Linked DNA regions of Homo sapiens: region 1 is linked to region 2. A link is a contact called in ENCODE Hi-C or POLR2A ChIA-PET data. All regions are on one chromosome and are shown on one strand. The core of a region is the stretch at or near the end of the contact, and the rest is flanking DNA. Distances in the headings are between cores, read along the strand shown. Region 1 holds the start of PPP1R12C (protein phosphatase 1 regulatory subunit 12C). Region 2 holds the start of ATF5 (activating transcription factor 5).

Evidence for each region. A loop is a pair of places that touch in the nucleus more often than their neighbours do. ChIA-PET counts read pairs that join two places held with the same protein, here RNA polymerase II (POLR2A). Pooled maps may share reads with other maps.
Region 1: a loop to region 2 is called in a pooled map, with 3 times the contacts of the local background. The contact joins the promoter of PPP1R12C here to the promoter of ATF5 in region 2. A Hi-C loop is called at or near these places in 1 of 50 pooled maps. POLR2A ChIA-PET finds 5 or more read pairs at or near these places in 2 of 52 experiments (B cell and activated naive CD8-positive, alpha-beta T cell).

The regions. Positions count from the first base shown.
Region 1 is chr19:55,116,384-55,119,083 of GRCh38, forward strand. PPP1R12C (protein phosphatase 1 regulatory subunit 12C) reads right to left here and starts at 1,254. Exons shown (of 22, transcript NM_017607.4): 1 at 840-1,254. The coding sequence starts at 1,160. RefSeq lists enhancers at 1-485, 290-369, 1,330-1,609 and silencers at 800-899, 920-999, 1,190-1,269.
Region 2 is chr19:49,927,955-49,930,654 of GRCh38, forward strand. It overlaps ATF5 (activating transcription factor 5), which reads left to right and starts at 1,251. Exons shown (of 3, transcript NM_001193646.2): 1 at 1,251-1,446. NUP62 (nucleoporin 62) reads right to left here and starts at 1,550. Exons shown (of 3, transcript NM_016553.5): 1 at 1,372-1,550. It also overlaps a transcript of IL4I1 not described here. RefSeq lists silencers at 1,081-1,140, 1,991-2,040.

The DNA of each region.
Region 1 (2,700 bases), core at 4-2,503, 5.2 Mb after region 2:
TGCTCCGGAAAGAGCATCCTTGGGCAGCAACACAGCAGAGAGCAAGGGGAAGAGGGAGTGGAGGAAGACGGAACCTGAAGGAGGCGGCAGGGAAGGATCTGGGCCAGCCGTAGAGGTGACCCAGGCCACAAGCTGCAGACAGAAAGCGGCACAGGCCCAGGGGAGAGAATGCAGGTCAGAGAAAGCAGGACCTGCCTGGGAAGGGGAAACAGTGGGCCAGAGGCGGCGCAGAAGCCAGTAGAGCTCAAAGTGGTCCGGACTCAGGAGAGAGACGGCAGCGTTAGAGGGCAGAGTTCCGGCGGCACAGCAAGGGCACTCGGGGGCGAGAGGAGGGCAGCGCAAAGTGACAATGGCCAGGGCCAGGCAGATAGACCAGACTGAGCTATGGGAGCTGGCTCAGGTTCAGGAGAGGGCAGGGCAGGGAAGGAGACAAAGTCCAGGACCGGCTGGAGGGGCTCAACATCGGAAGAGGGGAAGTCGAGGGAGGGATGGTAAGGAGGACTGCATGGGTCAGCACAGGCTGCCAAAGCCAGGGCCAGTTAAAGCGACTCCAATGCGGAAGAGAGTAGGTCGAAGGGGAATGGTAAGGAGGCCTGGGGCAGAGTGGTCAGCACAGAGTGGCTAAGCCCAGGGCCAGTTGAAGCGGCTCCAATTCGGAAGTGGGGTGGTCGAAGGGGAATGGTAAGGGGGACTGGGACGGGGTGTCAGCATAGGGTGGCAAAGCCCAGGGCCAGGAACGACGGGGCGGATCGAGACTGGCAACGGGGAAGGAGGATGCCCCAGGTGGCGCAGCAGAGGGTGGACCTGGCCCCGGGAGACGCCGGGCGGGGGGCGCTGACCTGGTGCAGGGCGCTGATACCGTCGGCGTTGGTGGAGTCCAGCACGGCGCGGGCGGGCGGCGGCGCGGCGGGGTCGAGCTCGGCGCCGGGGCCAGGGTCGGCGGCGCGCAGCATCAGACGCGCCTCGTCCAGGTCGCCGCCCGCACAGGCCGCCAGGAACTCGGCGGCGCGCTCGAAGCGGACGGTGCGGGCGCGGCGCTCTCCGGGGCCAGGCTCGGCGCCCGCCCGCGCCCCCCACTGCCGCAGCTGCTCCCGTCGCCGCTCCCGGGCAGCCGCCGCCGCCGCCCCCGGGCCAGCCGCCGGGCCATCCTCTCCGGACATCGCACCGCCCGCCCGCCCAGCGAGCGAGCGAGCGCCGAGCCCCAACCGCCGCCACCACCCGCCCGCCCGCCCGCCCCGGGGGCCGCCGGGAACTGCCGCTGGCCCCCCACCGCCCCAAGGATCTCCCGGTCCCCGCCCGGCGTGCTGACGTCACGGCGCTGCCCCAGGGTGTGCTGGGCAGGTCGCGGGGAGCGCTGGGAAATGGAGTCCATTAGCAGAAGTGGCCCTTGGCCACTTCCAGGAGTCGCTGTGCCCCGATGCACACTGGGAAGTCCGCAGCTCCGAGGCGCCCAGTGGAAATCGCCAGATGAGGGCCTCCTCCGGGGAATGCTGGGAAATGGAGTCTACAGGCCGGAGGGGTGCCCCACGGCATACTAGGAAGTGTGTAGCACCGGGTAAAGGGGATGAATAGCAGACTGCCCCGGGGCAGTTAGGAATTCGACTGGACAGCCGCGTGGGAGGGAGTGCGGGGAGAGGCAGAGTTGTTTTGTTATTGTTGTTTTATTTTGTTTTCTTTGTTTTGAGACGGAGTCTCGCTCTGTCGCCACGCTGGAGTTCAGTGGCGCGATATCGGCTCGCTGCAACCTCCGCTTCCCAGGTTCAAGCAATTCTGGCTCAGTCCCCAGAGTAGCTGGGATAACAGGCGCGCGCCACCCCGCCCTGCTAATTTTTATATTTTTAGTAGAGACGGGATTTCACCATGTTGGCCATGATGGTCTTGATCTCTTGACCTCATGATCCGCCCGCCTCGGCCTGTAATCCTGCTGGGATGACGAGCGTAAGCCACCATGCCCAGCTGGGTTTTATTTATTTTGGTTTTTTTCCTGACCCCTTAACTAGAAATAAGCTCCACGAGAGCGGGATCTTTTGTCTTCTGTGCACTACTTGTCCTCGGTTCTTAGAACAGAACCTGAGAGAACCTGATCGCAAATATTTTTGGAATGAATGAATGAATGGGTTCACCAGGGCACCATGGGAAACTGAGTCCGCAACCTAGAAGCCATGAAAGACAGTCCACTTCCAAGCTTCCCTGGGTGACCTCGCAGGGCATGCTGGGAAATGAAATTTGCGGTGAAAAGGTCAGGACCACGATCCTAGGGCACGCTGGGAAATGTAGCCCACAGGGCCACACCCCTAAAAGCACAGTGGGGTGCAAGGCAGGGCCCCAAGGCATTTAGGGCTCGGGGCAAGAGAAATCCACACTCCACTCCCTAATGGTAATCCCTGAGCCACACCGAGTAAAGGAACCCAAGACACAGTGTCCACAGGGACAGGGCTCTCAGAGCTTTCACTGGCCCGCGCTTCTCCTGCGCCCACCCGGACCTCCTGGGAACCGCCCAGGCCCTCGCGCGCTCTCAAGGCATGCTGGGATTGGTGGTCCCGGGCAAGGAGTTCCAGCAGGTGGGGGGCGAATCACCTTTCAGCGGGCCCAAGCGATGAGCACACCTTGATCTTCACCTTACGGATCCCGCGCCCAACTCAAGATTGGGAAGGTGGCTGGCACTTTGTGACAGGAAGAGTCCCATAAAAATCATACAGA
Region 2 (2,700 bases), core at 1-2,500:
CCAGTGGAAGCTGAAGGACGGTTTGAAAGGAAGCCAAGGGCAAGGGATGGAGAAAAGGACGCAGCTGGGGCCTCGATGTCTGAATCCCTGCCAGGGGATGGGGCCTGGGCACCCATCATTTGGAATGGAAGATGAGGATAGCTGGAAACAGACACTTTAGAGGGATGAGGGAGACAGAAGAATGACAGCAGGTGTTGGACAGTCCAACGTCTGCGGCTCTTACAAGTGGTAAGGAAGAAATGAGACTGGGCCCCAGAGTTCCTATTAATAAAATATGCTGAGGCCGGGAGCGATGGCTCACGCCTGTAATCCCAGCACTTTGGGAGGCCGAGGCGGGCGGATCACGAGGCCAGGAAATTGAGACCATCCTGGCTAACACAGTGAAACCCCGTCTCTACTAAAAATACAAAAAATTAGCCGGGCGTGGTGGCGGGCGCCTGTAGTCCCAGCTACTCGGGAGGCTGAGGCAGGAGAATGGCGTGAACCTGGGAGGCGGAGTTTGCAGTGAGCCGAGATCGCGCCACTGCACTCCAGCCTGGGCGACAGAGACGGAGAGACTCCGTCTCAAAAAAAAAAAACAGTTGAACAGGAATGTATGAGTTGAGCTCTGTGCATAAGGCTTGCCAGACATCGTCTTATTTGAGTCTCATAAACCCACCAGGCGAGTTGATTTTTCTTATTTTACAGATAGGGAAATGAAGTAAGAGAACTTAAGTTATTTGCCCGAGGCCATCCTGGCAGGTCTGTATTTGGGAGAGTGCTGTGACTCATGCTGGACTCTAACCCACGAGGGTTTCTCAGAGTCAGCAGCTGGGGGATGAAGAAGTGAAAAGTGACTGGCAGGAAATTCTGCAAGCAAGGAAAGGGAAAGAGAAATGAACTGGTGCAGGTCTGCGGGAAGAGAATGAGGCTGGATCCTCAAAATCACAGGAGGAAGCAGGCCCAGACCTCAGAGGCAGAAAGAGAAAGAAACCAGAGCTTAGAGTCAGGAGGAGGAAACCAGACCCCGGAGCCACAAGGAGAGGGCTGGATCCCCGGCTCAGAGGGAAGAGGTCGGATCCCCAGCTGAGAGGGAGGAGGGTCCCGGACCCTAGGAGTGGGAAGGAAAGGCTCGGATCCCCTGATCCCCAGGAGGAGGGGACCCGGCTGCCTCCCGGTTGGGGCCGCGCGAGGGCGGGGCGCGGAAGGATCCGGGAGGGCCGTGCTCCGCCACCCAGTATATATCTGTCCCCAGTCCCCGGGGCCGCCTCATTCCCTGTCCTCGGATCACAGTCTCTTCTCACTACAGTGTCGCCGCCTCTGCCTGCGTAGCCCCGGCCATGGCTCTGTAGCCTCGACCCCTTTGTGCCCCCGGCCCGTCTCCGCGCTCACCACGCCTGCGCTCTCCGCTCCCACCTTCTTTCTTCAGCCGAGGCCGCCGCCGCCTCTCCTTGCTGCAGCCATGGAGTGAGTAACCGCTTACCTCTTCTCCAACTGCCTTTCCCGCCCTTTCGCAGCTCGTGGCCCTCTTTAGGGAGCCCTGGGGGGTGGGGAGTCGCGAGCGGGGAATCACGGTCGCGCAGGCGCAGAAGTAGTACGGTGGGCCGAAGGCGCGCGGCTGCGCATGCGCACTGGGCCCGGGGCCGGGTGGGAGAGTTCTAGACTCGATGTTTGTCAGCCCGCGTGCAGCTGGGCCTGAGCACTCCAGGGGAGGGTGTGTTTTTTTTTTTTCTAAACGATTCTTCGTGCTTGGTTGTTCCTGCGCAGTAGCCCACCAGTGCCCCGTAGTGAAAGAGCTGCGGACCCTGAATGGCCGCACATGCGCATTGATCCCCAAGAGGGCGGAGGTGTAAAGGCAATTGGACCGCTCGGGCGACGTAGCATGCGCCTTGGCCCTCGGCGCAGAGCCGCGTGTGGACGGGTGGCGTTCGGGTAGCCGTTCTCCGCGTGCCCCCTCTACCCTCCTCCACCCTCCCTGCCCCACGTTGCTCTGGCTCACAGCCCAGCTTCCTTCCTTTTAAACCAGGCACCTGCTGAGGCGGGGACTGGCTTAGATTGACAGGGCAGAAGGCGGGACCCAGAGGCAACCCTCTAAGTGGGTGGGGATAGAACCACTGTCGTCACGATGGGTGGGATTTCGGAAGCACATTGTGAGAAGGGGCGGGGCTAAACCAACCGTTAGTTGAGGGGTGGGGTTTCGATGTGACAAAGAGGCGGGGCCTCTGGGGAATCGGGGGAGGGGCGGAGCTAAATAAACAATGAGGGGCGGGGCTTGGAGGGGCAGCGGCAGAGCGAGGAGTGGGATTTGAGTGGATAACATTGCTGAAGGGCTGCGGCCTGGGGCAGTTCCCCTGGGAACTGGTTTGGGATGGAAGCTAGGAAGGCAGTGGGGCCAAAAGGAAATATTTTAGAGGAAGGGGCGTGGCTGGAAGAAAATGTCCCTGGGATTGAGTTTTTCCTTGAGGCGAAATATTCTGAGGTGGATGGGAGGGGCCTAAGGTAATTCCCCTGGGAGACCTTTAGGTTTTTTTTTTCTGTATTGGGGGAAGGGGTGGGGCATCGGTCCTACTTTAGGACCTAAAGAAATTCCCTTGGGAGTGGGTGGGGCTCAGAGATTTGGGTAAAGAAAGGGCAAATTTAGAATTCGGAGAGGCTGAGGCTTAGTGTTCTAAACGGTGGTTGGAAGGGGGAGGGAGGAGCCTCATGGACGTGCCTGGGGGT